2 separate regions of the Homo sapiens genome follow, and region 1 is linked to region 2. Evidence: read pairs that join two places in POLR2A ChIA-PET (ENCODE). Cell type or tissue: CD4-positive, alpha-beta T cell. All regions are shown on one strand. Each heading gives the region's core, and the rest is flanking DNA. Links, peaks and the distances in the headings are about the cores only. Region 1 overlaps CHST11 (carbohydrate sulfotransferase 11). Region 2 overlaps CHST11 (carbohydrate sulfotransferase 11).

Region 1 (16,357 bases), core at 1,918-6,917, 210 kb after region 2:
CTCCCATGCTGACTCCGGGCCAAGTCTATGAGAACCACCATCTGTTCCAAAAAGTAAGCAGAGACTTCAGACGTGAAGCCACTAAAAGACAGAAGAAGTGGGGACATTTTTAAGACATTAAAGTCTTAAGTGGGGGGATGCACAGACTCTGGAGTGAGTTGGGACCGAGTTGAAATCTGCAACCTTGGGTAAGTGGAATGAGTTCTCTGAGCTGCTGTCTTTGTCCAGGTAACATGTACCTTATGAGGCCGTTGTGAGAATTTGAGGCAATGTGTGTGAAGCTCCGGGCACACACTAGGTCCTCCATAATTGTCAGCTCTTATTACAACAACTCCTACCTTGCTCAAAGGACCAAAATCTTGTCTCATCGATCTAAGCAAGCAGAACCACGTTGGAGTTCTGTGAGCCTTTCCTCTGTGGGAAAAGCCAAAATGACACTGAGGGTGGGGAAAGGGAAGGGAGGCAGTGGCCACATGGTCTAGGAAAGTGGTGAGCCCACTTGCCTAAAAAATAAAGCCATGTGGATGTAAAGGATGTGCCTAAACTTAAAAGAAGTAAACACCAGCTGCCCATTTGACATGGCCTCCTTTCATTTTTGCGGGGGGGGGCTCCCTGTTTGATGTGGCTCTGGGGCCCAGCAGCCCCAGGTGGCAGAGCAGCCTCCACTGGCTCGTAAATACCCAGGGTTACCCCAGATGACACACCGTCTTCAGCAAAGAGAAGGGATGGGGGAAGGCGAAAGGAAGGCAGAAGGTAGTGAGGAATAGGAAAAAAAAAAAGAGCCATACATTCTTTATATCAGCAACAATCTATCCAAAAATAAAATCAAGAAAACAATCCTGGGGAGGCTGAGGTGGGTGGATCGCTTGAGGTCAGGAGTTTGAAACCAGCCTGGCCAACATGGTGAAACCCTGTCTCTACTAAAAAATATATATATATACAATAAAATTAGCCAGGCATTGTGGCGGGTTCCTGTAATCCCAGCTACTCGGGAGGCTGAGGCAGGAGAATTGCTTGAACATGGGAGGTGGAGGCTGCAGTGAGCCAAGATCATACCATTGCACTCCAGCCTGGGCAACAAGAACAAAACTCCAAAAAAAAAAAATGCAAGAGAAAGGAAGGAAAAGAGGGACGGAGGGAGGGAGAGAGGAAGGAAGGAAGGAAGGAAGGAAAGAAGGAAGGAAACAGTCCTATTTACAATAACATCAAAAAGATATTCTTTTTTCAAGTCATAGACGAGTAAATACTCTGTTCACTTGGATGAGACATTTAGGTATCAGAAACCCCAAAGCCCTCTCCAAAAATGCCTTCCCTTTCTTAGCCAATCTTTGCCATATCTGATATCGTTGCCCCCCATCGACGCGTGAGAGAATCCATGACCGCTCCCTACAGAAGGAAGCCACCAGCTGGAACAGTGGGCTCAGGTGACTGCACCCAGGTTTGGTTTTTGAAACCATTTCTTTCAGTGGCTTAAAAAGCTGGGCCAAATTCTAAAAATTGTAAAGTATGACAGTAGATTACTTTTTTTAAGTGATAACTTATTCCAGCGCACCCAACTGGGAAGGCCAATACGAGGAAGCAACATTAAACGGGACCTGAAGGAAAAGCACGCCAAGCACAGGGAACGGCAAGTGCAAAATTCGTGACGTGGCAAGAGTGTGGTGCTCATAAGGCACTGAAAGAAGGCAGAGTGGCGCAAGTCCAGCTGGGCAGGGGAACAAGGAAGTGGGACCAGGCAGGCCTCAGTGAGGCGGGACCTTGAAGTCAGGCTAAGGATTTGGGTTTCTCTTCTGGGTGCAATGAGAAGTCATGAAAGGCTGTACCTTTGCAGTGTTACAGCAGAGCAGAAAGGCAGCTCTCTTCCCATTTCATAGCTGGAAAGTACGGCACAGAGAGGTTAAGTGACCTCTGCTGAGTCACATCCCGGCACAGGGGTGAAGCTAAGAAGCCACATCCCCTGACTCCAACTGGAAAGAATCCCTACTGGGTCAAGGCAAGAAATGTGTTCCTTCAGACTGCAGTATTTTCCCAGGACTGCTATAACAAAGTGCCACAAACTTGGTGGCTTAATACAATAGAAATGTATTCCTTCATGGTTCTGGAGACCACAAGTCCAAAATCAAGATGTTGGCAGGCCCATCCATGCCCTCTCTGAGGCCTCTAGAGAAGGATCCTTTCTTGTTTCTTCCAGCTTCTGGTGGCTCCTGGCATTCCTTGGCTCATGGCAGCATCAATCCAGTCTCTGCCTCCATTATCACACGGTCTTATGTGTGTTTCTGTGTCTCTTCTCCTCTTATAATAAGGACGCTAGTCATATTGGATTAAGGGCACACTGTCCTCTAATATGACTTCATCTTTTTTTTTTTTTTTTTTTTGAGATGGAATCTTGCTCTGTAGCCCAGGCTGGGGTGCAGTGGCACGATCTCAGCTCACTGCAACCTCCGCCTCCCAGGTTTAAGCAATTCTCCTGCCTCAGCCTCCTGAGTAGCTGGGATTACAGGCACCCGCCACCATGCCCAGCTAATTTTTTGTATTTTTTAGTAGAGACGGGGTTTCACCATCTTGGCCAGGCTGGTCTCAAACTCCTGACCTCGTGATCCACCCACCTCAGCCTCCCAAAGTGCTGGGATTACAGGTGGGAGCCACTGCACCTGGTTGACTTCATCTTAACTAACTATATTTGCAATGCCCCTATTTCCAAGTCAAGTCACATTCTGAGGTTCCAGGAAGAACATGAATTTGGAGGGGGGGGCGGGGACACTATCAACTCAGTGCACTGACTAAGCAGATGTTTATGAAAGATAGGCCTGAATTCAACAGGGGCTCAGAGCACTGACCAACTAAAGTATAGAACCTTTTGCAGCAGAACTCCTGGTTGACCCCCAATATCCATTCTCTGTCTTCCTTTAGAATAAAGAAAACACAAGTTTAGCACATGACCACACGGAATGAAGACTACCTTTCCCAGCCTCCCCCACAGACATAAATGGCTGGAGCTAAGTGAGATTTAAGCAAAAGTGATGGATCCAAGGGGAATGCCCTCCGCTGGACCTCTCTCCCTCTTCCCACTGGCAGGAAGGCAGACATGGTGGTGAGCCATCTTCAACAAGTGGCATGCATACATGAGAAAAATATGTCCTGTGGCTTCTTCAAGCCATAGGAACACATTTGTCTTCTAGCAACAGGAGGTAAACAGAATCAAAAGTTCATGCGGCCATTTTCAGTCCAAATAGGTTTTCCTAGTGGCAAAAAACTTCCTAGCATACTACCTACTACCTAAGAGTGCAAGACTTTTTAAAATCTAATTATATATTTTTTACCTCTTGCCTCTCTTGGTTGTTATTCATCAGAAAAACAAGATCTGATGCCTGTCTTGGATAAGAGCATCTCCAGTTTTCTTTCTCTCACTCCCAACCTTACTCTCAAACTGGGCATGTGATCCCGGCCACACCAATGAGATTTGCTCACTCAACAGATTTTTACTGAACACTTGCTGTAGGACAGGCACCGTTCTAGGAGCTGGGGATGACAGTAAACAAAATATAAAAATCCCTGCCCTTAAGAACTTTACATTCCAGAACTTTTGTGGAAACTGCTGGAAAAAAGAAGTACTCTCTCTTTCTACTGGGACTGCTGAAAGGCTAGGATGGAGGCTGGAACCGCAGGCAGCCATCTTGCCACCATGAGGAGACAGACACAGCATGAACAATCACATGCTAGGGTGCTTGGTCTCTGCCACACTGAGTTTGGCTCAGTTCCCTGAGCCAAAAAAAAGGGGGGGCCCTTTTTTTTTGCTTAAACCAATTTGAGTTGGGTTGGGAAAGGAAGGAGTTGCATCCAATTTCTACCAATACGTTAAGAGTCCCTCAGAAAGATATCTGAGGCAAGTTTGGAAATGCCAAGTAAAGACAGGTGACTCTTTTGAAAACGGCTTTTCCTTGGACATGCCTTGGACATGCACTGTTTAAAGGCTCCTTCCATGTTGTCATTTCCAGTTTTAAAAACCTCCTTTTCAATAACCCCCTAGAATGAAGGCACCAGTTCACTGCCTCTCCCACTATGTGTTAAGAACCAAACCATGTCATCTCATCCCCCAAATGACCAGAGACTAGATGGTTCCAGTCACCTCCTGAAGCTCTTGAAATTGCCTGCCACTGCTGCTGATGGCCACAGGGAACACCACCTTTATTTCCCAAAAGGCTAAATCCCACCGGTTTTCCTCAAGGTAGTGACTGGGCCCCAACATTTCTGATAATTGCTTTCCTTCCCAGGCAAGCACCTCCATGCTCTGGGGCCCCGTGAATACTCAGCTGTTAACAGGAACAGCCTGAACTAGACTTACAGATAACCGAAGCTAACTGACCACATCCTACTTAACAGGAAACCTAATAGACAGCTATTTTAGACTTATTCTCACTTCCCCTCATCCGCTTCCATCTCGGCACTCTGCTGCTGGGAAGTCAGGGTGTACATAAAAGAGACTATGGGGAAGGGGTCAGTGGAGACTCCAGAATTCAGATATAAAAAGGCTTAGGGACGTGGACCTGGTGGAAGAGAGGTGCTGGCACTGCATTCACGTGGCAAACATCACATTTTTACTTACAGTGTATTTTGGGGTCTCTGGTATGGGCTAGTGGAAATCATTTTTTTAATGTTTAAGAAAAGAAAATAATAAAATTAAAATATACCCAGGCCTTCCTTCTGGAGATATAAGTAACAGAAATACTACACAGGAAGCTCCATCTGCCGTGTGTGTTTGTGTGTGTGTGTGTAACGATCAGCAATGTCTTTCACTTTTGCAAGAAGAAAGATACAGTTTGAGTTATGGGTTTGCTTTGGTTTTTCTCTCCCTGTCTCCCACCCCCACTTCCTGTTAGGGGGGTTGCTTCCCAAACTTGAGAGCCCCATCAACACACAGCTCCCTGGAGAGGCTTCATTCTCAGGGTGCTGCCAGCCATCACCCTTCTTAGAGTCATAGGAGACATGTGAAGAGCTCTTAGACCTTCTCACTAAATGAACTTCCTCATAACTGAATTCCTTTCTCCAATCAGTTGAGGACAATTGAGTGCACAATGCCTCCTAGAGCTATCATTGTGTCTTTCCAACTGCAGAGCAATTGTTCATTTTCCTTTCAGCTCAAGGATCGTTCCTTGTCTTAGTCCATTTGGACTGCTATATCAAAATATCCTGCACTAGGTGGCTTGTAAACTACAGAAATTTATTGCTCAAACAGTTCTGGAGGCTGGAAAGTCCAAGATCGAGGCACTGGCAGATTTGGTGTCTGGAAAGGTCCCACTTCCTGGTTCTCACTGTGTCCTCCCATGGCACAAGAGGTGAGGGTCTCTCTGGGGTCTCTTTTATAAGGGCACTAATCCCATTCATGAGGGCTCCCTCATGACCTAATCACGTCCCAAAGACCACCACCTTCTAAGAGCCTCATATTGGGGATTAGGTTTCAACACATGAATTAGGGAGAGACGCAGCATTCAGACAATAGGGTTTCTCCATATGTTTTTCCTCCTAAATCACAAAAAGAAATTTTTCTCGCAGATGCCAGCCCACGCTTTGCAGAGAGAAGTTCTTATTAGAGCACTTTGAGTCAGATGAGCCAGGGCATCCGAGCTCCACCAACTACTAGCTGGGTTACTTTAAGTTAATTACAAAACTTCTCTGAGTCCCACCTAAAAATGAGGATGAGGCCAGTTCTCCTCGCCAGGCTGTGGAGAAGACTAAATGATTTAACACCTGTAATGGGTACCTAGTGAGTAGCAGTGAAAATGTATCTTTTCATTGAATTTGAATCCTAAGGATGATCTATTATAGGACTCTTGGACAGGCACTGAGGGTATGGAGGTGGCTTTACAGCAAGCTACTTGTCCATTCATGAATCCCCCTATCCCTGGAAGCCCATTAATAAGATACTTTGTGACATCTGAAGAAAGTTCTGTTCTCTTCCCAGATCAAGTGAAACCTCTCCTTACCTTCCTTGGCTCATTCATTCAGACATGCAAGCATGTATGCAACAAACATTTATTTTATTACAAGTCTGTCATACGCCAGGGACTGGGGACACAGTTTGTGGCCTCCAGAAGCCTATAATCTAGTATGGACCAAAAACTCAATGCAAGCATGAATGTTGAGATAGAGGAAGGCTCCATCAGGAATCTGGATGACAGCTTAATCAAAGGAGCTGGGATATAGTAAGATGGACATATTCACACACTGCTGGTTGGAGCATCAATAGATACAATCTTCTAGAAAATAATTTGGTTACACTTATCAAGAGCCTTCAAAGGTTTATAACCTCTGAATTGCCCCTCTGAAATTTTATCTGAAAGGGACATTAAGAAACTCAGACAAAAGTTTAGTTTACAAAAAAAACGGCATTTTTTTAAAAGGGAAAATCTTTCTCAAAAATATTCAACAAAGGAGAATGGCAAAATGAAAATACATCCATCTGATGGAATATTACAGTGTTGTCAGAGAAAACTGAATGACATGAGAAAATGCCCATGATTCGGTGCTACATGGAAAAAGCAAAATACACTGTAAGCCTGACGATTTCATCTTTGTAAATATATATACACACATATATTACATATCTTACATATATGTGTATATATTATATGTGTGTATAACATATGTATATATTATTCACATATGTGTATATACTACATGTGTACATATTACATATATTACATATATGTGTAACATATGCTATTACATATAACATATATGTAATATTGTTTTTGCATGTGTTTATTATAATTTTTATAATTATAATTCTATTTATTTATATATTTATTATAATATATAATATATTATATTATATATTATTATTTATATTTATATATAATTATAATTTATACATATATAACTACATATATGTAATTATATATTACAAGTATTACATATATGTATATATTATAATATATTTATTTATAAATGTATACATTTATAATAATATATGAGGGATAACTTTTTAAAATATATCTTTGTAAATATATATAATATAAGGGACCCGCTTCTAAAAAAAAGTCATATATATATATATGGGACCTACTTTCAAAAAAATTCATCCCTAATCCCTGCCACCCAGGAAAAATCTCTTGACCTTCTGGTCTATTTTTCCATGGATATATACATATAAATACATATATATATGCATATATATGGCAGGGATTGGGGTAACTTTTTTTGGAAGTAAGTTCCTTTTTTCAAAATTCTCTATAATACACTTGAATTAATTTCATAATCAGAAATATATATATATATATATATATATATATATATAATGCTGCTTTACTCTGAGGCATCATAGGGCAGGGGAGGGAGATGATGGTGAAGGAGCCAGTGGGGCCACCAACCTTGCCCCTTGATAAATTTTATGCCAAGAACGTGAGCTCTATTAAGATAGGGATCATTGTCTGTTTTGTCCCCTGCTGTTTCCCTAGCACAGGAACAGTCCTGGCACAAACAGTAGCCATTCAACAAATGCTTGTTAAATAACTGAACAAATGACCAGAGCCCAGCTCAAATGTTCCTTCCTCTGTCAAGTTCCCTGACCTCCCCTAAACTAATTACTCTTTTTTTTTTCCTAGCCACCCACAGCCATTATTATAAAGCATTACAGCTAACAATTATGGGTCTGTCACCACTTGCTAAATTGCAAGTTATTTGTAGGCAGGAACTAAGTCTTATTTAGATTTGTCTCTTTGCTCAGATAAATATTTGGTCAATAAATGTTTGAGTGCTGGATGGAGGGGTGGAGAGATGTCAGACAGTTCATACTGCATGAACAGTAATTATTCATTTTAATTATGATTTAACCCTCATGTAAATGTGTATTGATTTTGAGAACTGCTAATAGCATCAGATCTGAGTTGGGAAGAGACCTTAGAAATAGTCTAAATAGTCTAAGTAGTCAACTGCAAAATTGTTGGTTTTAGCCCTGAAATACTTAATTCTAACAAAATTTTACTCAGAACCCAAAAATATGAAACAGATAAGCAAGGAGCCACTCTGATGGGGGTGGGGTTTACTGGGACCCCCTACCGCCGTCCAAGGACCTTCCCCCATGCTTCGGCTTAGAGGAGTAGTTTGAAAACTGCCAACATCTACATTGTTAGTAACACATGTGGGGTCCCCAAAGGGGGCAGAAGAACTGGGACAAGAACCCAAGATCCCTGATGCCCCACCCAATGCCCACCCAATGCCCTTTCTACTTTGTTGGAGTTTTATAACAGATCGAACACTCAGCAATGACCTCTGTGTTCCTAATCCATTCCTTGTTTATTTCCCATGAAAATAAAAAAGGAATGTTGCTGTGACTTTCCAATGACAACATCCTGCACATCCCTCAAATCTCATTTGCAGGAAGGCACTTACTATCAGCCCTGGATTTATTTTTAAAAATCTCATTTTGCTTTTACAGGCACAGGAAACAAAGTCAGCATAAGCCTTGAAAGAATTCTCTGCAGAGTCCCAAGAAAGAGCCCTGAGCTGCTCCCCTCCTGAATGCAATGGATTATCCTAAAGTGAGCAAGGCCACTATTCCGAGTTAATATTTTTAAGCACATAATTGTCGTTCGGATGATGGCTCACACTCTCCCAAAGAAAGCTGTTTTATTACAATTAACTAAAAGATTGCCTGTTCAGTTTCTGATCTCAAACCTGCACTTCCATTTTTGAATAGCAAAATTATACAGAAAACCCTATATATAATGAAACCTTCGCTCTTAAAGGATTTCACTAATTCTTCCAATTGCAAAATAATCCCCATTCCAATACCTTTGCATAGGCTTCCAATAATAAGTACTACCTCAATTAGACCTTCCAATCTCTAATCCCTAAATCTTTATAAGTTTGCAAGTGTAAATCCAGAAACCCTTTTAGCTTGCCTGTCCACATGCCCCCTTTAAAACACGCTGCATATCTGTGATTACATTATATTAGTTTCTTTTTCAATTAAGCCTTTGGAAGAGTTCTCCCTGTCGTGGTTGTAGTGGTCGCGGTGGTGGTGGTGGTGGTGGTGGTGATGATGGTGATGTTTTAACGGAAAATAAAGGGGATCAAAGGTGGTGAGATGCCCCTATGAGAAAACCAGCTCTCAATTATTCATCGACAGGCGTCAAGTGCTACAGTCTAGCAGAGAAAATACAGGCAGCCCTCAGCTTTGTACCAAGCACAATGGCCCCCAGAAGTGACTGTGAAAGCCACAGAGAGATGCCTTTTTACATTGTGTATGAGCTCTACAATAGCCCCATGCCCTCTCCCACAGCCCAGGAAGGGGAGCCTAAAAAAAGAGGCAGTCTTTTGATTTAAAGAGGACACAGGGCGGCATCTTTCAGGGGTACAATGCACTCAGACCCCACACACAGTGAACTTGGGTCTCGCTTCCAGGAGGAAGCAGCAGACTTTGTTCTCCATCCTTCACTGCTCATCTCTAGGGCAGCCCAACAGCTGCAGCCTGACCCGGATACACCCATGAGCTCCCACTGAAGCAAGAAACTCTCTTCCCTGCGACTATTTACACACTTTCCCTTTCTCCTGCCACTGCTTCCAGAGCCCTCTGAGGGTGAAGCTAGGGCACCATTAGCAACTGAGAGACTGAAATTTAACCTCCATGGCCTATAATTTTGGCCCGAGCAATGCAAAACAGAGGAGTTTCAAATCCCACTACAGAGTGCCTTTAAGCTCTTTCTTACTTTGCACTTTAGTCGTTCATGAATAATCTTACCTCCCATTAAATGATGATAATAGAAACGATTTCCAAATGGCCCCGAGTTCATTTTGAGAAAGTGAGTTTGAAACTACTGCCTTTCTAATGAAACAAGAGAGTTTAAATTCAGCTTAAATTTCATCATCTGAAAAACAGGAGACACTAAACCTTCTGTGGCTCCCTGGTACCAAGAATAAAACTCAAACTTTAGAGCATTCAGAGCCATCCAGGTTCACCTCTCCACCCCTGGGCTCCCGTATTCCCAGACATCACTCTCCTCACTGCCCCACTCCCTGCTCTGGCAGGCGTCCTCACCTGGAATGTCTTTCCTCTCCCTTCCCAGATTCCGCCAGCAAATTTCTACTCATCCTTCAGAGCCCGGTGCCAACCTCAACTTTCCCTGGAAGGTTTCCTTCCACCACCACCACCACAACCACCACCATCACCACCACCACCAAAATCAATCACCCTCCTCTCCCTTTCCTTCACAGTTTGTCTCTCTTTGTAACAGCAATCGCATCTGGCCCCATAAGACAGTGAAGTATGTGTGTTTACATCCACCCTAATAGAATGAATGTTCCTTGGGCCAGACTTTGCAGCTAAACGTTGGTATTAGAACCATTTGAAACAAAATTTAAGCAATTCCCTAAATCCTTCTGAGTCTCCATTGCCTCATCTGTAGAATGGAGCTAGTAACAGTTGCTCTTGCTACATGGCAGACTGTGTCAAGATCTCAATAGCACAATCAAGCTTCAGATAGCGACTGATTAACTAGAAGACTCTGAAGATACCTTAGAGGCCTGAAATGACTTTAGAGGGGTGTGTGTGTGTGTGTGTGTGTATAAAACTTTGCAGCCAATATCTTGTATTTAACATGTTGAGCCTTAAGATAATCAATATTATTCCCAAAGGGTATAGCTAAAACCCAGGAAAGACAACATCCCCTTAAGAAAATGGAAGGGGCGGGCGCAATGGCTCACGCCTGTACTCCCAGTACTTCAGGAGGCTGAGGCAAGATCCCTTGAGCCCAGGCATTTGAGACCAGCCTGGGCAACATAACTAGACCCTGTCTCTACAAAAAAAAAAAAAAGAAAAAAAAAATCAAAAATTAGCTAAGTGTGATGGTGCACACCTGTAGTCCCAGCTACTTGGGAGGCTGAGGAGAATTCCTTGAGCCCAGGAGGTCAAAGTTGCAGTGAACTATGATCATGCCACTGCATTCCAGCCTGGGTGACAGAGCAAGATTCTGTCACCATAAATTTTTTTTTTAAATTAGGGTGAGGGGAGACCAAAAAAAGCCCTAGTTCAATGTAGAAAAGGTTCTCTAACACTTTAGAGCTACACTATACATTACAGTAGCCCTAGTCACGTATGGCTAGTAAGCATTTGAAATGCAGCTAGCCTGAATTTAGATGTCCTGTAAAAATACACATTGGATTTCTGGAGACTTAGTACCAAAAATATGTAAAATATTGCAGTGAGTTTTAATATTGAGTACCTGTTGCAATATTTCAGGTATTAATCTCACCTGTTTCTTTTCACTTTTTTCAATGTAAAAATGGCTACCGGAAGATTTAGTTCTGTGTGCAGCAGCAGTGTATTTCCACTGGACAGTGTTGCTCTACAGAAGTCTTGTCTCAGACCCTCCCGTTGCAAACCAAATTAGCAGATCCCTTTCTGGGACACATTTAATTACCTTTGTGGTTACAGTGATGCAATTCCTACAACTTTGACAGTTGTTCACTTTTTGGCTGTTCACATTTAGCCATGGTATAAAAGGGGTTGTTCTTGGCTCTCTTAAGTGACAGCTCACCATAGAATCAAAATGAAAATCAAATCAGCATTGAAAATTCCATACCCGCTATCCCAAAAAGGGGGATTTTCTTCTTAGTGACCAATTACCATCAGTGTATTCCTTCTTTTAGCAAATAGTTACTGAGTGACCATTATGTACCAGGCTCTATTGGAGATGTTGGGATATTGTGCTAAACAAGACATGGCCCCTTCCCTGAAGGAGTCAATGTATCAGAATGAGTAATATTAGAGATGTACACACACAAAGTACCACAGGGATGACAGGAAGGACATCTATCCCCTCATTCTGACCAAGAGGGGATGGATGGTAACACAAGAGGTAATACATGAACTAGACTTCGACCCAAGGTCACATCCAAGTTGAAGAAAGACATGAGCGTCATCTAAACACAGATGATACCCCAGGCCCCAAGAGAGGATGAGCTCACCAGGGATAGCGTGTAGGGTAAGAAGAGAAGGGGCTATCATTGAATGTCCCACTTACAGAGTTTACAGCTGAGCTTAAGGCCTTTATGAAATAATTACTTCTTGACCTAATTATCTGAAACCAAGAACATGGAGATGGGCATACTAGTGAGGTGAAGAGTACAGTGTTTGCTGTCAGTTAGACCTGAGCCAGGATCCTGTTCCAGCTTTCCGATTAGGCAGGCTCCTTCACCTCTCTAAGCCTCAGTTTCCTCACCTGTATAATGGGATTGGTAAATGTGCATCTCACAAGGTTGTGGTGGGGATTAAATAGGATGGATAATCCAAATACAGCAGCTGACATACTGTTTGATACAGAGCAAGTATTTGGTAAGTGGTCATTGTTGTTACTGGTTTTTTTCATAAAGCATCAGAAAAATGTTGAATCAAATAAGGGTTTGATATGGTTTGACTGTGTCCCCATCCAAATCTCACCTTGAATTGCAATAATCCCCATGTGTCAAGGGCAGGACCAAGTGGAGTTAGTTGGATCATGGGGGTGGTTTCCCCCATGCTGTTCTCATGATAGTGAGTGAGTCTCATGAGATCTGATGGCTTTATCAGTGTCTGGTATTTCCCCTGCTTGCACACATTCTCTCTCCTGCTGCCCTGTGAAGAGGTGCCTTCTGCCATGATTTTAAGTTTCCTGAGGCCTCCCCAGCCATGCAGAACTGTGAGTCAATTAAACCTCTTTCCTTTATAAATTACCCAGTCTGAGGTATTTCTTCACAGCAGCATAAGAACAGACTAATACAGGGTTTCCCGACTATTGATATTTTGAGCTGGCCTATTCTTTGTTGTGGGGAAGTCTATCCTATCCATTGTAGGATGTTTAACAGCATCCCTGGCCTCCACTCACTAAATGCCAGTAGCACACCTTCCCCAGTTAATGACAACCCAAAATGTCTCCAGACATTGCCACCTGTCCCCTATGGGGGAAGAAGGAGGTCCCAAACCAGTTGCAAACAAATAGTCTAAATCAATGATTAGGTGGAATGGAAAGAGGTCTGGGTGCTTAAAAAGATAGAAACTTTTTCAACTTGTAAAGAAATGTGAGCCCTGACAAATATGCTCCCCTTCCTCTATGATAACTCTGCAGCCTAACAGGGACTATTTCAAATGTGAGCCTGGCCTCAGGTTGAAGAATGCCGGGCCTAGCCCAGATCAGGGTTATGGAGTCTTTGAACTAAATTTCAGCACCTGGTCTGGTGAAGAAGGGAGGAAATGGGTCTGTGCCCCAGCTACAAATGCCAGCCACAGAGCAAGCTCCATGACACCTGCAGTTAAGCAGTGGGAAGGACTGACCCCTATACAGGAAGAGCCCTTAAAGTCCTCCTCAGCACAGAACAAGCCCAATGTGGAGACATAGGGCCAATTGATGCTGTCCTGTGCAATGAGCCATGCTAACCCACCCAACAACTGCTCACATACAGGCTGCCATGCTACCACTGTTATTTTTCTGAAATGACTGCTTTTCATCCTCCTCGGAGTTCAGCTTCAGAAATGGCATTGACCAGTGCCTGTTATTTCCCAAGTGTCACTAGTTAAAGCTAATGGGAACCTGAGGAGTAATTAAGTGCATAATTGGGAGGAAATGCTGCGGTCACTGCATTCAGCAAAAAAACACAAGGCTGATTTCTGACCAAATATAAACTCTGCTTTGCAAATTGCTACACAGTTTTGGCCTTGGCAGCGGGTATGCCTGTTAGTACGGCAGACAGAGGGTGAGCACATACAGAGAGAAGATATTCACAGGAGCCTCACACTTATAGAAGTCAGATCCTTTCAGTAAATCTTACAGTGTAGGACGCACATGTTAAAAGGATAAAAACTTGCTCAGGTTTCAAACAGAATTAAATAGAACAGCATCTTGTTGACATGGAGATTCACATCCTTGAACGAGGAACCACACAGGTAATTTATCATAACAACAACATGTTTATACTGCTTTTACATTCATTTTTTCTTTTCTTAAAATTTAATTTTATTTAATTTTAAGTTCCAGGATACATGTGCAGGACATGCAGTTTTGTTACATAGGTTTACATCCATTCCCAATGCATTTTCACATCTAACTTCTCATTTAATCTTTACCACCGCCACCCATAAAAGAGGTAACATTACTACCTTCACTTGGCAAATGAGGGGACCAAATCTCTTGTCTGCGACTTTCACTCAGTCACTCATTCAATCAATTATTAAGCCCCTACACTTGCCAGGCACTTGCCCAAGTCATGGGATGCAGCCAAGTACTACGCCAGATGCTGTTTACACATAGAGTTTTGAGCTGTTTCTCAAGGAGGGGCATTGGTGGCATTTGGGCAGAATGATTCTTTGATGGGCAGAAAGGTCCCACCCTTCGCAGAATGTCTATCACTAAACTGCAATCATTCTCGCCAATCTTTAGGGTGGATGGGAAGAGTAATGCCCAAATGAGAGCCCTCCCAGATGTTCAGAGCAGCGGATATGAAGTCATACAGCCGGGTTTGGTTTTTATTCCATCCATTCCTCTCCTGGGGACCTTAGACAAGTGATAATGCTCTATGCTTCAGTTTCCCCCCTTGTAAAATGGTGGTAATTATAGCGTATACATTATACGAGTCCCATGGGGGAGTAATCTATATTCAATGCCTGACCCAAGTTGGCCTTCGGTAAATAATATCCAATAAATATCTTTACTATTTCATTGGTTCATCTCCCATCTACCCTCATCTCCTTCAATCTTTAAAGCGACCTTTGCAGAGAGAACTTCCCTGACAATCCTATTTAAAATTTCAATCCCCCCACCACTGCCACTTCACATCCCCCTTCCTTGCTTCCCCGCCTCCCGTAGCATTTGTCACCTTCCAACATACTCTATAATTTAATATCCATTTGTTATTGTGTCTCCCCCACTATGATGTATGTTCCATGAGGACATGGATTTTCACCTGTTTGATTCTACACCTAGAACAGAGCTTAACTCTTAGTAAGCATTTAACAAAAATATCTTGAATGATGTCAAATGGATATAGGGAACAGCCAAATCCTAAAAGCTGGTGTCCAGACTCCAAATTCTGTGCTCTTTTCACTATAATGAGTGACCTTATGCAATGATATTAAAGGTAAAATATGACAACCGTTAAGAAATGTTAAGTGTCCTGTTACAACACTACCTTAGAGGGGCCTCTGTGGTTTCCCTCTTCTGAGATTCTTCGAAGTTAACAGTTTCTAACAGAAACCCAGCCACCAGCTTCTTTCACTTGAGTTGCCTTTGTGAGTTTCTTCTCCCAAGGCATTTAAGATAACGATTCAAGCCAGAGAATGATAAGGACTGAAACACTTCCATTACCAGGTTTCTTTGTCTCTATCCATATCTACATGAGACAGAACCCAAGTCCTGGTGATGCTGGAAATATCAGCCCTCCCCATACAGCTTATCTAAAGCCAAACTAAGCCTCCACCACCGCTAGAACTGGCACCAGGTTAACACTGTACTTTTACCCAGAGTTGACAATGGCAGGTTTGACAATAACCAATGACATTCAAGGCAGGTCTAGTCCTGGAGTTCCAAAATCCTAGTGGACACTGTGCCACAAAAGGGGTCCGGGAAGGAAACATCAGACTTCCCATTTTTTGTTCATCTAGACACCAGACCTTCCATTTTCAGTTAACCTAAAAAAATTTTAACTATATCAAGAATACAAATGGCCACAAACAACTCCATCTAACCTGTCATATCAAATTACATGTCAGTTATGAAACTCAGGCAGGTATCCTCAACCACAAAATGAACTGGAGTGACCACCTCAATAATTCCACCATTCTCAGCATATTTCAATGAATAACCATTTACAACTGAATCATAAGTAAATTTACAGATTATATTATCTACTTTTAACTATCCTATTCCTCACAAAATAGAACTGAGGCCTAAAGAGATCCCAGCCAAGAAACCACAACTTGAAGATAATTGTCACAATCCAGGCACACAAGAAAATGGCATTCCTCCCTCTTGAGTACTAGCTCTCCATTGTATCTTTGTGGACAACATTACAAGGTCAAAAGGATGAAAGAATCAGAATTGATAAAGAGTCAGCCAACGGAATTATCCAACAGATAACGACATAGGGGTTTGCAGTCACTAGTCAGAAAGGATCCTATCCTAGATATGTAGATAATGGTAGTAATATGCAGAAATTATTTATAAACAAAATATATTGAGGGATGGCTGCTCAAATATGTTTTACCAATAGGGTGTGGTGAGTATTGTGATTATTTGCTCATCGTTCATTCTACCCTCCTTCTAGAAAGCTTTCTAGCCTGCAGAGGCTGGTAATTGAAAAGCTGTATTTCCCAGGCTTCTTTGAAGCTAAG
Region 2 (16,357 bases), core at 2,802-7,801:
CCCTCCCTGACCCCCAGAGACCAAATCAGGGGCCCTTCTCTGTGCTCCCAACTTCTCATGGTCCCTTAAAACCCCCATGTCCTGACACTTGGCATGCTGCATTAGCATTGCCACTTTCTTGTCTCCCATCCAGTGGACTGTAGACTCCACAAGGGCAGGCACCATTCTGTCAGAGTTAAGAAGTTGTGTAATTTAAGTGACCACACATCCTGGTGTGCCTGAGACAGCCTCATCTTATGCCTGTTGACCCAGCACAAATATTAATGACGATCCTTCCCTCTCAAAGTGTCCCAATTTGGAGGATAAATTATATAGTACTGCTACCCTAGGTATGGCATAGTAGCTTAAGAGCATGGCCTCTGGGTTCCAATCTCAGCCCTCCATTTTTCAGTGGTGTCACACTGGGCGTGTTGCGCTGATCTGTGACCCCTTCAAATTTATATGTTGAAGTCTTAGCCCCCAGCACTTCAGAATGTAACTGTACTTGGAGATAAGATTTGGAAAGAGGTAATTAAGATACAATGAGTTCTTTGGGGGGCGGGGCCTGATCCAATCTGATTGATGTCCTTATAAGAAGAGGAAATTGAGACATAAGATATGTGTGTGTATGGAGGAAAAACCAAGTGAGGATGCAGCAAGACAGTCATCTGCAAGCCAAGGAGAGAAGCCTCAGGAGAAACCAACCTGCAGCCACCTTGATCTTGGACTTCCAGCCTCCAGGACAGTAAGACAATAAATTTCTGTGGTTTAAGTCAGCAGTCCCAGCCTTTCTGGTACCAGGGACTGGTTTCATGGAAGACAGTTTTTTTTTTGTTTTTTTTTTTTAATGGATGGGGGTGGGAGGGGCGGGGTTGGATGGTTTCAGGATGAAACTGTTCCACCTCAGATCATCAGGCATTAGATTCTCATAAGGAGCATGCAACCTAGATCCTTGCATATGCAATTCACAATAGGGTTTGTGCTCCTGTGAGAATCTTATGAGGCCACTGATATGACAGGAGGTGGAGCTCAGGCAGTAATGCTTGCTCGCCTGCCACTCACCTCTTGCTGTGGGGCCTGGTTCCTAAAAGGCCAGGGACTGGTACGGGTCTGTGGCCAGGGGCATTAGGGACCCCTGGTTTAAGTCACCCAGTCTGTGATGTTTCATTATGCCTGTCAGAGCAGGCTAATACAGTAAGTTATTTAACCTCTGTGTCTCAATTCTCTCCTCTGTAAAATAACAACAGTTTCCCTCAGAGGTTTGTAAGGCTTCAGTGGGTTAATATATGCAAAACACTGAAAACATCACTCGGCAAATTGCAAATGCTATGAAAGTGTTAGCTATTTTTGCCGGTCACGCCAAATCCCTGGTTCCTAATGCAATGTCTTGAAGGTGGTAGGCAGTCAAACACATTGTCTGGATGGACAATGCCCGACTTCAGAGTGAGGATGAGCTGGCCAGGGAGCACTGCATGCGTCGGAGCAGCTGTGCTCGTGGGCTGCACGCTCTGAGGACTGCGGACCGAGGTTCGCTCTGTGGGTGAAACTGCAGAGACGGTGAACAGGAGCTGCTTTGGGGGAAGTTGCTGTGCCTAGAACCAGGTCCTCCACTCAGGAAGAAATGCAATCCTTGAATGACTTCATCATCTTGCTCTCAATTGTATGTATTTAAAAGTGATGATAAAGTCAAAACAAGGAGACACGCTGAGGTCTGGTCTGTAGTGTGGCACTGCTCTGCAGAGAATCTGCAGCTTAGCAGAGAAAGGGTTTCCTGAGGCAGTGACTTCCTAAACAGCAGTCACTCACCACATTGTCACACATCCAAGTACCAAGCCACACACTCGGAATTCGTCTGGTCTGCATGAGGCTGGTTGCCAAAGCCTGGTGTCCCTTGTCCTGCCCTTAGGTGACAATACCTGTGTTAAATTGTGCCTCTAGGCTGGGGGCGGTGGCTCACGCCCATAATCCCAGCACTTTAGGAGGCTGAGGCGGGCGGATCATGAGGTCAGATGATCGAGACCATCCTGGCCAACATGGTGAAACCCCAACTGTATGAAGAATAAAAAAAAATTAGCTGGGCACTGTGGCGCATGCCTGTAATCCCAGCTACTTGGGAGGCTGAGGCAGGAGAATCGCTTGAACCAGGGAGTTGGAGGTTGCAGTGAGCCGAGATCACACCACTGCACTCCAGCCTAGCGACAGAGTGAGACTCCATCTCAAAAAAAAAAAAAAAAATTGTGCCTCTAATGTGCCTGGTTTCCCCCCCGCCCCCAGTATTCTTTAAAATAGACACATCACCATTAAGAGAAAAATGGTTGGTGTGGGTAGCATGCTTTGGGGAATGCTGGCTTGTGCTCATCTAACAGTGGATGAACTGGAAGTCTAACTCTCACTTTAGCACCCACCTGACGCCCTCTCTAGGCACCCTTCCCTGGTGAAAGACAACAGGACACAGAACATCACATCCTCACAGCCCATCCAGAGCTGAAAGGCAGTTCAGAACGGGCTGAACCAACCAACCCTTCCCGTGCCTTATTGGGCACTGGCACATTTTCTTAGTAGAGAAACTGAGGACCTGGAGACCTGTCTAAGGCCATCTGTTCTTCGAGGACAGGACTGCGGCTAGAACCCACATCTTTGACCCCAGACCTGGTGAGAGTTGGGAGGAAAGAAGATGGTAAGAGTCTATACATGACCTAATTTTTTCAACATAGCCAATAATGGATTCTTTCAGGCAAGAAAAGACCAGTCTTTGATGCTGGCCAAAGATGATTCTGATATGCAGTAACTACAGTGAGTAAGCTGCACTTGTGAAAATCCTGTTTTGGTCTGACATTCCCCGATCACTCTGTTTTTATTCTCTTGCTCATATCTCTTTTATTTTATTTTTATTTTTGGAGACAGGGTCTCACTCTGTTGCCCAGGCTGGAGTGCAGTGGTGCAATCCTGGCTCACTGCATCCTCAACCTCCCAGCTTGGATGATCCTCCCACCTCAGCCTTCCCAGTAGCTGGGACCACAGGCGTATGCCCCCATGCCCAGCTAATTTTTGTATTTATTTATGTAGAGATGGGGTTTCACCATGTTGCCCAGGCCGGTCTAGAACTCTTGGGCTCAAGTGATCCACCCTCCTCGGCCTCCCAAAGTGCTGGGATTACAGGCATGAGCCAACGCGCCCAGTCTCGTATCTCTTTTCAAGCAGCCTGTTTGTCATTGTTTTATGACTGGCCAGAGGAAGACCTCAGATGTTGGACCTAATGCATCCATTTTTCATATAAGAGGGGATCAGAAATCGACTTTTATTCCTACCCAACAAGAAGCGACAAATGGATGCAACTTTAAGAATAGTTTTTAGCAAATTGAAAAGAGAAATACAAATGAAATGATTCAAACTTCAGAATGCACAGAGACCCAGAGACAGGAAGGGAATGTTTAAATCCTCACGGAGTCCCAAAACAAAATCCTTCCAATGCAATTCTTTCCGTCAACTCCACTTTAATAGAAAGCTATTAACTGGATTCTCACCTTATTTATAGGTACTGTGTTATTTTAATGAAAACTAAATCTCGCTTGCTCTGCTCAATCCTTTCTCTGCTCAATTGATTTCCTGTGGCTACATGGGAATAAATTATTTTTAAATCTTCACCTTCGTCACAAGAGTGTGAGCCCACCTGAATGGGGAGACAATTGATATTAGACAAATTGAAAATATTCTTGAGAATGTCATGCAAAATCCCCTCTGGGTTGAATCGACCCAGTTTTGACTTAAATTATGATTTTTGCGTAGTGGTTTTAAGTAAAAAAAAAATGCACAGACATTTTGTGAAAGAGGAAAGGGAAGAGACGGGGGAGAGACCACAGCAGAGGGGAATGGGGAAGAGCATCCAGGGGCAGAGCTGGGGACAGTATTGGGAGGGGGAAGGAGAGAGGGAACTGGGCTTGTCTGTCTAGTTAAGCAGACAGTGCCTGTGTTAGGCTCTATGTTCCCATGATGGTCTTCATAGGGCTCTGTCTCTCCCAGGACAGTCCAAATCTCTCCATTGTTAAAGGACAGCTGTCTCCCCAACCCCGTCTCTAACTTCAGGCAGGTATGCTAGCCGCCTTGGGCACTGGTATAAGGCAGCATCTACCACAGTGCCTGGCAAGGAGAAGAATCACATAAATGTAGTTGCAATGATTAATCACGTAATTATAGTAAGTGCATGATACAAGGTTGCTGAATGAATGCATGAAAGAGAATTCAAAAGGACTTGCTCACCTCGTCTCAGCCTCACAGCTGCTGGGAAGTATGTTCTGCCCCATCTTCAACAGAGCATAACACACAAACGAGGGTCTCAGGCGTCTGCCTGCTATGGGATAGAACAGCCATTGGGCCTATCCTTGGCCATGGAAAAAGCTTCCACTGTATTTCGATTGGAAGCAAGCATGTCCACCTGAGGAGGCAGCAGGCGATTTATGGCCCTGAGGTTTCAGGTTGGGTAGGAAGGGATTCTGGCTGAGGCCAAGGTTTATTTTGGTCTTAAAAATTTCTTTTCCTAATCCTTACTCATTGCAGGCAGCTTGGAAGGAAAATGAGAAAGTCACAAAAGAATGAAGAACATCACAATAGACCATAACACCTAAAGGAAATACTGTTAATATTTTGACATTTGTCCTAGAAATGTTCTTTCACGAATGTGTGTATATAGAAAGAATTGTATCATATAATACTTATATTAAAAAGTCTACTATTTTTATTTAACAATAGCTTGTCTCCTTCACCTCCTCCTCTTGCTCCTTCTTGCCCCTTCTTGCCCAGGCTGGTCTCGAACTCCTGGGCTCAAGCCATCCTCCTGCCTCAACCTCCTGAGGAGCTGGGCCTGCAGGCTCATCACCATGCCCAGTAGCAATGGCTTGTAACTGACATCTTCCCATGTCCATAAACTTTATGCTACAACATCATCTTAAGGGCTCTATACATTTTCCTTATATGGCTGTGACAGAATATACTTAACCACACCCCTATTTTGGTTACTGTCTAGTTCCAATTTTTTGTTATTAGAAATAATACCTGTGTGAACATCCTTAAGGATCCTTAACATTTTATTTTTCACATATTTCTGAAGATTATCTTGAGAATATCTTACAGGTTTTTAAATACACGTTTCAGGTTGATGTTTTAACATTAATTTATGTTTCTAGCAAAACAAGTGAGAGGAAGAAGCAATTTATTCAGAAGACTTCCCAATACGTCAATCTAGCCCTATAGTTCAGTAGGCTCAGGGGCTCTTGAGCCTTGCTATCTGGGGCCACATCTCATTTTACCACCTACTGGCTCAGGGACTAGTGGTGAGTTACTTCTCCTTGCCTCGGTCTTCCCATCTATAAAATGGGTGGAGTGGCGCCCACCAGACAGGGTTGCTGTGAAGGTTCAACTTGTCAATCTAGACGGAAAGCATTTGTGATCAAGGATCAGAACAAGAGCTCCAGGAATCTGTCAGTACCCACCCTAACAGCAAGCTATTCATCCAGAGTTAAAATCCCACAGCAACAGTCACCTGAACACTTGTATCTCATTTTAAAATGGTCCCTATTGTTTTCCTCTGCTGCAACAGCCTGGCGTTCTTAACGCGCACACAGGGATGCCAATTTCCAGCCACACAAATGACCACATCTTTGCGTTTTCTAAGAATCAGAAGGCCCATCTGATGCCATGCAGGGAAGTGATGCACAGAAAACACAACCACACTGTTGCCAAATTCAAGTGTGAACCACACACTGGCTGAGAGCAGGAAACACAGAATAACAACCGCCACCCTCACCCAACGGCATTAAACTGTGAAATGCTGGTACGGTATGAAAACAGCTTCCCTTGTACCAGAAAACTGCATCTGGAGTATTTCTCCAGGAAATATTGTTGGTGTTACTAAAATCCAAAGCTGCAAAGGGAAAAAAAAATTTTGGGGGGGGCGGGGGCCGCTGTTTGAAACAGGATCATTCTAGGCAGGAAAGGCCATTTCTTTAAAAAAGAATCTTGAGCTAAACTGGCCTTGACATCTATCTTCTCATTTCAACTCGTAGTACCTCCTCACTTCCCAGAACCTCCTCACTGCCCAGGTCTTTGGGAAGTACCTCCTCACTGCCCAGGTCTTTGTCTAAAGACTACCCTGGAATCAAATCCTTGCCTCTGGCTTCCCAGCTATGACTATGGGCAAATTCTTAAGCTCTTTGGCCTCTTTCTTCATCTGTAAAATAAGGGCTACTGCAGCATCTACTTAATGCAGTGGTTGGACGGTGAGATGAGATAACTCAGGTAAAGCGCTTCACATGGTGTGTGGTACATAGTAAGTGCTCAATAAATGAGAACCATTGTTATTAACCATCACTATTGCTGTATTGTCCAGGATTTATACACATTTACTTAGTGCCTCTGATGTGTAAGGTGCTTTTACGAATTCAGTCAACAACCCTTGGCTTGACCACCCAAATGAGAACAAGGTGTAAAGCACTTGGATGCTAAAAAAACAAAATAGTTCCAGAAGAGCTGGTGAGGGGCATGGGCCCTGCTGACTGCCCAGTGCAACTTCTGAATCCTAGGCCCTATTGCAACCACTCTTAGCACTTGGCAAGGCCAGAAAGGTTGCTGTGTTAACTGTAGGTTTGTGGCATCTATACAGAAGGACCATGAGCCTTGGCAGTTGGGACCTGCACAATGCTCAAACCAATCCCTGTAGAGAGAGAGAGATGCAAACTGATCCAAAATATACAATTTTAAAACAAAACAAAAAGAAACAAGAATGGCCAGGTGTGGTGGCTCACACCTGTAATCCCAGCACTTTGGGAGGCTGAGGTGGGTGGATCACCTGAGGTCAGGAGTTTGAGACCAGCCTGACCAACGTGGTGAAACCCTGCTTCTGCTAAATACAAAAAAATTAGCCAGGCGTGGTGGCGGGTGCCTGTAGTCCCAGCTACTTGGGAGGCTGAGGCAGGAGAATTGCTTGAGCCTGGGAGGCGGAGGTTACGGTGAGCTGAGATCGCGCCACTGCACTCCAGCCTGGGCAACAAGAATGAAACTCCGTCTCCAACCAAACAAACAAAACAAATAAATAAAATAAACCAGAACAACAACAAACTAAAGGCTCTACTTAGCAGTTACTTTGTAACTTTTGATACAGTAGCAGCCACAGTTGCAAATCTTGTCCAGAAGTCCTACAATTTTAAATAAATAGCCAACAGGAAGTGACACATAGTAACTGAATTTGTGTGGGCCTAGTACCAGATTCAAGTTTCTCATCCTTTATTCCAGCAATCATCAACCAACTTTCTAGTCTTTACTGTCTTCTGCACCTGAGTGAGCAGAGGACTCTCTCTCAGAGCACAGCTGTCCCACATTCTGGCACCTGGAATCAGTCAGCCAAGCGCTGGATCAGCGGCTAAGCAGCTGTCCATTAGACTCCTAGGAAAAGTCAGGTCAACCCTATGAATCACTATGTTGTCTTTTTTTTTTTTTTTTTAAGAGGTGAGTTCTCCCTTTGTGATCACGTTGAAGTGCAGTGGTGGGACCATAGTTCACTATAGCCTCCAAACTCGGGCTCCAGCGATTCTCCTGCCTCAGGCTTCTGAGTAGCTAGGACTACGGGTATGCACCACCATGCCCAGCTAATTTTTTAAAAATGTTTTCGTAGAGATGAGGGTCTCACTAAGGCTGCCTAGGCTGGTCTCAAACTCCTGGCCTCAAGTGGTCCTCCCACTTTGAACTCCTAAAGTGTTGTGATTATTGGTGTAAGCCACTGTGCCCAGCCTATAGAAATGTTTTGCACGAATTTCTGGAACCATCAGAAAACACCAGAGTCTGCCAGAGAAGTCCCCAAATAGCACAGGAATAAATGGCATAAAATATTAATAATTCATGTCTCAGCAAGGGAATAGGCAGAGAACACATGTTCAGCACCAGCAGTGCCAGGAGCTGTTATTTTGACCTAACTTGCTCCAAATGAAAGTCCAGACACAATCTCTCACACAAAATTCTTCACCGGCTCAACCATAACAAGAATAGTCCCTAATAGCATTTATTAAGTGCTATTATGTGCCAAGCACCCCACATACATTAAACATATAATCCTCACAGTAGTCCTACAGGCAAGTGTTCATCTAGGTGATGGAAATGGAGCTCAACTAGGCTGAGAGACTTGCCTGAGGTCACACATTTAATGAGTATTTGAATCCCTGGTCGCCAACCCATACATTATGTCTTAATGATGAATATTCAAAAATGGAGAAAAGGTGTTCAAAATTTATCATTGGTATAAATCATGGTATAACTTTTCTCAATAAAAAGCACCTGTGTAACTTGAGATGAGCATCTGCATTAAAAGTCATAAAATAAGTTTAGGTTTCTTATACCAAACAACCTAATTTGCTTATATATAAATATCAAGGGATAGAAGAGCAGAATTTCAAGCCAAATTGAATAAAAAGCATGCAGTAACATCGCACCTCAGCCCTCTCAGGAGGCTATATATTAAGATTTTTTTAGGCCTTACACCTAATGCTTCTGGAGCAATGAGACAGATGAGGTTTTGCAGATTTACTTCAGCATAAATTAATGCTAACCATCTGGATGGATAAGATAACCAAATAGCCATAAAATCTTGGCAACCTCCAATGTAAGAAAAATTGCTTGGGAGCTGAGAGGAGGAACAAAATCCATGCAGAGTTTGTTGGAGGAATGCCAAAGTGATCATAGAGTTTACTAAGATTTTGACTTACTCTTGCACTTTAATCATAATATATTTGCAGCATGGGGGATTAGAGGCAGTCTTTGGAGGGAAGAGGTTGCATAGAAAATAATTCCTTATAGCTGCAGAGCACCTTGACTGAACAAAGGTGTTTTGGGGCTGGGTGTGGTGGTGGCTCATGCCTGTAATCCCAGCACTTTGGGAGGCCGAGGCGGGCAGACCACTTGAGGTCAGGAGTTCGAGACTAGACTGGTCAACATGGTGAAACCCTGTCTCTACTAAAAATACAAAAAATTAGCCAGGCATGGTAGTGCATGCCTGTAATCCCAGCTACTTGTGAAGCTGAGGCAGGAGAATCACTTGAACCTGGGAGGCAGAGGTTGCAGTCAGCTGAGATCGCGCTACTGCACTCCAGCCTGGGTAACAGAGTGAGACTCCGTCTCTAACAAAACCAAACCAAACCAAACCAAACCATATCAAACAAAACAAAGGTGTCTTGGCTTTCAGTTTGAGCTTTCTAATAGCCTTTGGAGCCATGGAGGGGCAGGGTGTACCATCCCCTTTTTACAGATGATAGAGTTGGGCTCAAAGAAGCTGAGTAGCTCTGCCATTCAAGGCCAATGCTCTTTTCACCACCCTGTGTAGATGTCCTCTCATCCATCCACCTATCTGTCCATCTATCCATCCACTCACTCACCCATCTATCCATCCATCCATCCATCCATCCATCCATCCATCCATCCATCCATCCACATTTTGTACCAATTCCTATTTATTCTGTAATCCTTCAAGAAGGAAGGAAAGGAAAGCCAGTCCTTTGGGGGAAGAGCCACACCCATGCGTCTACGCACAGTTTTGCAAGAGGAGTCCTTTCTCATAAATAATGCCACCATCTTGGGGATCTGGAGCTCTGCCCCGCTGCTAGTTCTGCCGCATCTCCTCGCTCCTCCCTCATTTCCACTGCTGACTATTCTGCCAGCAGTGTGCACTTACAGTCAAGTGCTAAGCATTAAGGGAACATTCTTTCACCTCTCTGCCCTTCTAATCCACTGAATTGGTAGGACTCCAGGCCTCTCTAGCTTAGGTTACTTGGCTAACAGATGCTAGCATGATGGAACTGAGTTCAGAGGTGAATCTAATCATAGTGAATTTTCCCATAGATGTGAATGCATGCATTCACTCCCACATTCATTTATTCACCGACAGATTCCTTCATTCATCCTGGTAGATGTTCTTGGCATCTACTCACTGCCCGGCAATGCGCCCAAGGGATGTAACAATTGATACAATTCAAATGTCAAAGAAAAATGTTCAAAGCATGATTTTTAAAAATTTTCCTTTGCAGGTGGGTAATCTGGTGTCGGCAAATCAAAGATCTGCCCCATGAGAGTGATCAGTTCTGGGGTGGCTGAAAGGGGAATCTCATATCTTACTATTTCCTGGGAAAATCTATCCATATTTCTGAATACCATATTTCAACCCCACAAAGTTGCTCCCAACCACTACAGGAAAATTGTTCAGTGTAGCCACAGCTGGATTTAGACCTTTAGAGGTCTGAAACCCTAACAAAACCATAGGGCCACCTCCAAAATGTGATTCGAAGTGAAAATAAGGTGAAACCATAAAGTAAGTATAAGCCCGGCCTCATTTCTTACTGGTCCTATGATGACTACATTGATGATTTTTATAAATATAAATGATTTCTCTTTCCCTCTCTCTCTGTTTTGGGGTGGGGAGCTAGCATGTGTCCAGCTTTGCTGAAGCCTCTGCCTTAGTTTTGTCTGACTGCTGGGTTGTCTCGCACTGAGCAGGTGGATACTGGGCCTGAAAGTGTCAAACCCTGCTCATTGGTGACATTCTCCCCCTGCCCAATCATACTCCATTCCACCTCCTGCTCAAGACCCCGCCCCCTTTTGCCATTTCAACACTTTCTTCCTTCCTGCAAAGGTTAGTTTCCCTTTTGAGGTTTGTACATCTTTTAAAGTGGCTTCACTTTTGTCTTTGAATGCATAACACTCCCGTGAAGATAAGTACAGTTTACCCCTATTAGACAAGTCTGGAGAAGAAGGACAGAGAGTCAGGTGGGGCTGGACACAGGGTTGGTACTTGGTGATCGGTGGCTACGGTTACGGTAGCTGGCTCATTAAGGCCAGGAGCAGTGTTGAAATCTGGAACCTGATTCTCAGTGCTTTCTGCCGGGCTATGCTGCTGTCACTGGGATTGAACATCGGTTGCCATGGGGCAGAATTTATTTCCCAATGAGGTGGCTTCACAGGAGAAACACATCATACAGGTGAAATCCTAATGCCATATGGAGGATACCATTGCTATCTCTAGTCTGTCTCAGATTCTCCCAATGTCAGTTTGGTGAAAAACAAGACCATAAACACCAGAGAGATGAAATCTTTCACTACCAAGATCCAGGCCAAGACATTACAGGTGTTACCAAAACTGGGGTAACCAGGAGTCAACTGATATCAATGATCCACTTGTGTCCGATGGCCAGGGAGGGTTTGCTTGTCACCAAGGACACAACTAAAATACAACCATAACAAATGCTGCTGCTGTTTCTTCAGGCAGGTCAAAGCTTATAGAATATTACTGATCTTTTCTTTTGTGTGCTGCTGCCTCTACTCAGTTTGTGGCGGTTGGCCAGACAGATGAACACTTTTATTCCTCAACGGCATGCTCAGATGCAACCTCCTTTAGAAAACTTTCCTGATACTCTTGTTCCCTCACTTTGTCCCTCCCTGATGGAATTTGCTGTTCCCAGTGCTGTACAACATATATACTTCCAGTAGAGCCCAATCCCACATTATATTATTTCGGCATTTGTCAAAATATTATGCCAGTGTCTTTTTTAAAAAACCAAAACAGGCCAGGCGCGGTGGCTCACGCCTGTAATCCCAGCACTTTGGGAGGCCGAGGCAGGTGGAACACGAGGTCAGGAGATCGAGACCATCTTGGCTAAAACGGTGAAACCCCGTCTCTACTAAAGATACAAAAAAAAATTAGCCGGGTGTGGTGGCGGGTGCCTGTAGTCCCATCTACTCGGGAGGCTGAGGCAGGAGAATGGCGTGAACCTGGGAGGCAGAGCTCGCAGGGAGCCGAGATCGCACCACTGCACTCCAGCCTGGGCGACAGAGCGAGACTCCATCTCAAAAAAAAAAAAAAAAAAAAAAAGCAAAACAGACAAAAAGAAAAAAGAGGTATATGAGTGTTTCTAGACCTATCAGACTGAAAAACAGACTTCAATTGTCTCCCAAGTAGCAACTGGGACTACGGGTGCATGCTACCACACCTGGCTAATTTTATTTTTTTCTGTAGAGAAGGGGTTTTGCCATGTTGCCCAGGCTTAGCATGTCATTTTAAACTTTGTATTATTTCTGAAAGTAATGAAACTATATCTCTTTTTTAAAAAGCAGCTTGAGATATAATTTATGTACCATAAAATTCATCCATTTAAAATGCACGATTTAGTGGTTTTTCATGTATTTACAGAGTTGTGCAATCATCGCTGTAACCTAATTTTAGAATATATTTATCACCCCCAAAAGATTCTGTCTATGCCCTTTCTAAGCCCTATGCAACCACTAATCTAGTTTCTGTCTCTATAGATTTATCCATTCTGGAACTTTCACATTAATAGAATCATATCATATGCGGTCTTTTGTGAGTAATTTCTTTCACTTAGCATAATGTTTTTGAGGTTCATCCATGTAGCATGTATCAGTACTGCATTCCTTTTTATTGATGATCTATTTCTATGTATCCTATCATTTAGATGGTAATGCATGAAGTTACTCATTACAAAGTCATTAGACAGCCCAGCTGTACTCACTGCCACCCAGTGATGTGTTACTAGAGAAGTGTTGTACCTTTCCTTCCAGGTACTCCACAACAGGCTGGTAAGAGACTGCAAGAAGAGAGAACCTTTAAACTGATCAAGCACTTGCCTTGCACTAGATGTCTTCATTTATTATCTCAATTCATCCTCACAACAACCCTTTGAAGTAGATATTATTATCCCCAGTGTTATTGAGGTCCAGAGACTTTAAGAGACTTGTCCAAGACCACACAGCCATTAAGTGGCAAGACTGAGATTCAAACCTAAGATCTGTCTGCCCCTAACATCTATGCCTTCTTCACCTGAACCCTTCACTCACAGCAGGAACAGGGGGGCGGGGCACTCAAAGATGTGGGCCCAGCTAGTCAAGCTTTGCTTGCACGTGAGAACCCGGGGGAGTGTGGTATAAGTTAAAAGTCAGGGTGACCTGATGATTTCAAACGTGGTTTGGGTGGGCACATACCAGAGGAGGAGGGATTGAGAGGAACTGACTTTACTGAGTGCACAGCATTTCCTTCCCACATGGAGCAGGTGCAGGAGCTGAATCACTGACCCAATAAGCAGAAATAAACCCTCGAATGACAGGACACCAGTGGGAGGCTCCACACTTCTGCACTTCTGCCCAGTAGGCAAAAGCAATGGTGCTTCCTAGCAGAACATCCTTACTTCTGTGGTCTGACCAGGCCCCGCAGATTGGCCCCTGTGTGCCTGCCTGGCCACATGTCCGTCCCCATCCCCACATTCATCAGGGTTTCCTTGCACAGCCTTTGTGTTTGCTTCTTCCAGCCACCAGGCTTGCATCTGCTGTGGTGCCCTTGCACTTGCTCTTCTCTCTGCCTCAGTATGTCCCTGAGATGTCCCCATGGCATTTGCATGTCACTCCAGTGTTGAGAGGCAAGAGCGTGGCTTAAGAGCAACACCCACTGGCTCACTCATGCTATTACTACCTTGTATCTTCTTATATATCTATTTGCTATCACCTGCGTCCTCTCAACCAGAAAGTATGCCCCTTGAGAACAAGGATTACACAGCCTTATGCACTGCTGTATCCCTGGGGCCTAGCCCAAAACCCCTGCACACAGCAGGAGTCCAGTTGATGCTTGGTGAGTCGATGAATGCTCAGAGGTTCAAGTCACTCTAAAGAAAGCAGACCAGTTGGTGGGGCTTTGCAAATTATAAGGTGGTCCAGCAGATAACCCTGATTCCTGGGGCAGTAAAAAAACAAACCAACAACAAAAACAAACCAGAGGGGTTTTGTTGTGGGGAGGCCTCTTCCTCTGGACAGTCAGGGCCGCCACCCTTTGACAAGAGTCAGAGATGCTGTGAGGAGCCTGCCATGATTCTGGCAGCCCTGTGGGGAGCTAATTAGGATTTTCCATGGGGCGGGGCTCCATTGCGTCTTTCTCTGTGCTCTACCATGAATTACACATGGCAGTTTCCAAAAGGGAAAGAAAGATGCCTGCTCTCTGCAGGGCAGGTGATAGTGCTGGCTGTCCCTGCAGCTGGGGCTCGGCGGCCCCAGTATGTTCAGGCCACAAATCCCACTCAAAATCCACACAGGCCTGGCCCCCCTCACCAGCTGCTGGGGTCTCATCAGCAAATGACTTCGCATGAGGGCTCTCTCCATTCCCAACTCTTCCTTCTCAAACCACACACGGGGCGGAGGTCAAAGAAGAAGATCTGACTCCAGAGTTCTGCTCAAGGGAGACTGCGGCTCAGGGGGATATGGAGCAGGACGCGGAGGCTCCGGGGCCTGAATTGGTTCCAGGCCTCGGTGGGTACCCTCCCAACGGGTTTACAGACAAACGTATATGCCCTCGGTCTCCCTTCGCCTCTCTCCTGGCCGGTGGGGGCTGTAAACTGTGGAGAAGGCATTTGGGGTCCTGAAGTCCTCACTGCTAAATTCTACTTCCCTCAGATAGCACTGGCTTCTGGAAATGGAACTTTCTGGGTTGGAATCTTGACTTGATCATTTACTAGCCAGGTGACCTTGGACTGAATCTCTCTAAATTCCAGTTTCCTCATCTGAGTACTACGAAGATAGGAACATCCACCCTCACAGGTCGGTTGGTGGCCTTTCCTCCTCCTTCATTCAGCTAATGTCTACTGAGTACCAACGACATCATGGGTGCCCTCTTACGAGCTGGTTTTGTCTGGAGAATCTCAGGAGAGATAAAAATAGCGGCGAGACTGTGTGAGCTAGAGCGGGAGAAATTAAAATAACCCTAAGACTGTGTGAGCTAGAGTACGTGACTTTACCTCTCAGTCTGTTTCACAAACTGAATGAAATGGGGTCAATGCCACACTCCTGAGGACTGTTTTGAGTATTTAATTCCAAACGTAACCGAGAGCCTGACGCACAGTAGATGCTCAATTAATGCTCATTGTCACTCTCTGAAAATATAAAATGTGGTTTTTATCTCCCCCACCGTGAAGAAAAATAAAAACCTTGTCCTTTCATTCCTTGGCAGCCTTAACAAGCATGAAGAAATAGGGTGTTTTGTTATGCAGAATTACTGTAGCAACGGATAACTGATACAATTGCTGAATCAATTCAGTAATACCTCCAGTATACCTGAATAGTCTAATTCATTTGATGTTTTTCATTTATTAAACTATGCCTCCATTTCCTCATCTGTAAAATGGATTAGTTGAGAAGACTAAATGAATTAAATCATGCAAAACATTTAGAACAGGATGTGGCCCATAATAAGCGCAGCATGTTAGCAAGTATTTTCATAAATGCCCTTCATTTGTTAGGCAATGTCTCACTCTGGGGTTATGGCAGTCAATAAGAGCCAATGTCCCTGTTCCCCTAGAAGTTCCATTCCAGAGGTGGTGAGAGAGACACCAGACAAATAAGGTGTTTTCTTTCAGTGAATGGAAATGTTGGGGAAGGATATACCTTTCTAGGCAAACCTTTACAATATGTTATTAGAACATTTTTCTTTCTCCATTGGGCCCTAAGATAGGCCAATAGAGATATCCAGCAATAAAAGTTAAATGTAAGGTTAAATTCTAGAGGTGATGAGAGAGACACCAGACAAATTAATGAGCAAGATCACTTCTGATGGTGACAAGTGCTATGAAGACAATAAAACAAGGCAATGCAAGAAGCAGTGCCTGGAAGGTTGGAGAAGGCCTCTCAAAGGAGGTGATATTTCATCTGAGACTTGATGAGAAGGCACCAACCACAGAAAGATCTCAGGGAAGTATGTTCCAGGAGTGGGAACAGCAAATATGCAAGTCCTTTGGTGGAACCTGTTTGACATGTTTGAGGAATGTGGGCCAAGAGGCTGGAACAGCAACTGAGGGACAGGGTGATATGAGGTGGGGCTGGAAGGCAAGCAGGGCCCCTTGGAAACAGAATCATCTAGCCCTCTGCCATTGAATCTCTAACCGCCCGTCTTGGCAACATGGTACCCAAGGAGGAGGGGAAGCTGTGCGCAGCTATGCGCCACATTTGAACTTCCGTGAATCTGCAAATGGACCAAATTTCCCTACCTCTCTCTCTCTGCTCTATTCCCCCCAAATTCCTAGTGGTTTCTCCCACTTTCAAATGGACACCCTGAAGGAGAAACATCACATGACCTGTGAAAGGCTGATCAAACAGAGTTGCTATTTAGGCTCTAGGCTCCAATAGGGGCTATAAATATCTTGGGCCTCTTTTAATATAAATGCTGTCACAAAAGACTGCCTTGATCTGCAGCATTCACAAGAAAATACTGTTTGACAAGCTAATCTCCACTCACCTTCCCCTTCTGTTCCTCGCCCATCCTCTGGTCAGCTGAATAACCCTTTTGTTCCTAACTGAG

What was found. ChIA-PET counts read pairs that join two places held together with the same protein. Peaks named below come from ENCODE experiments on the same cell type or tissue, not always from the same donor. Only the 100,000 strongest peaks of a DNase experiment are listed, where the experiment ranks them.
Region 1: POLR2A ChIA-PET joins it to region 2 with 5 read pairs; 3 of 35 experiments call an interaction of 5 or more read pairs at or near these places.

Annotation. Positions count from the first base shown.
Region 1 is chr12:104,466,596-104,482,952 of GRCh38, reverse strand. The region is part of intron 1 of CHST11 (carbohydrate sulfotransferase 11); the gene reads right to left. Among named protein-coding and RNA genes, the nearest start is that of CHST11, 18 kb to the right of the region's middle. RefSeq lists enhancers at 1-21, 4,183-4,232, 9,254-9,423, 9,380-9,519. In CD4-positive, alpha-beta T cell, for the core only: no CTCF peak of the experiment used is centred there; a DNase peak (open chromatin) is centred at 4,372; H3K4me3 peaks cover 1,170 bases; H3K27ac peaks cover 2,076 bases.
Region 2 is chr12:104,677,347-104,693,703 of GRCh38, reverse strand. The region is part of intron 2 of CHST11 (carbohydrate sulfotransferase 11); the gene reads right to left. Among named protein-coding and RNA genes, the nearest start is that of MIR3922, 94 kb to the right of the region's middle. RefSeq lists an enhancer at 1,608-1,687 and a silencer at 5,566-5,761. In CD4-positive, alpha-beta T cell, for the core only: no CTCF peak of the experiment used is centred there; a DNase peak (open chromatin) is centred at 5,693; H3K27ac peaks cover 487 bases.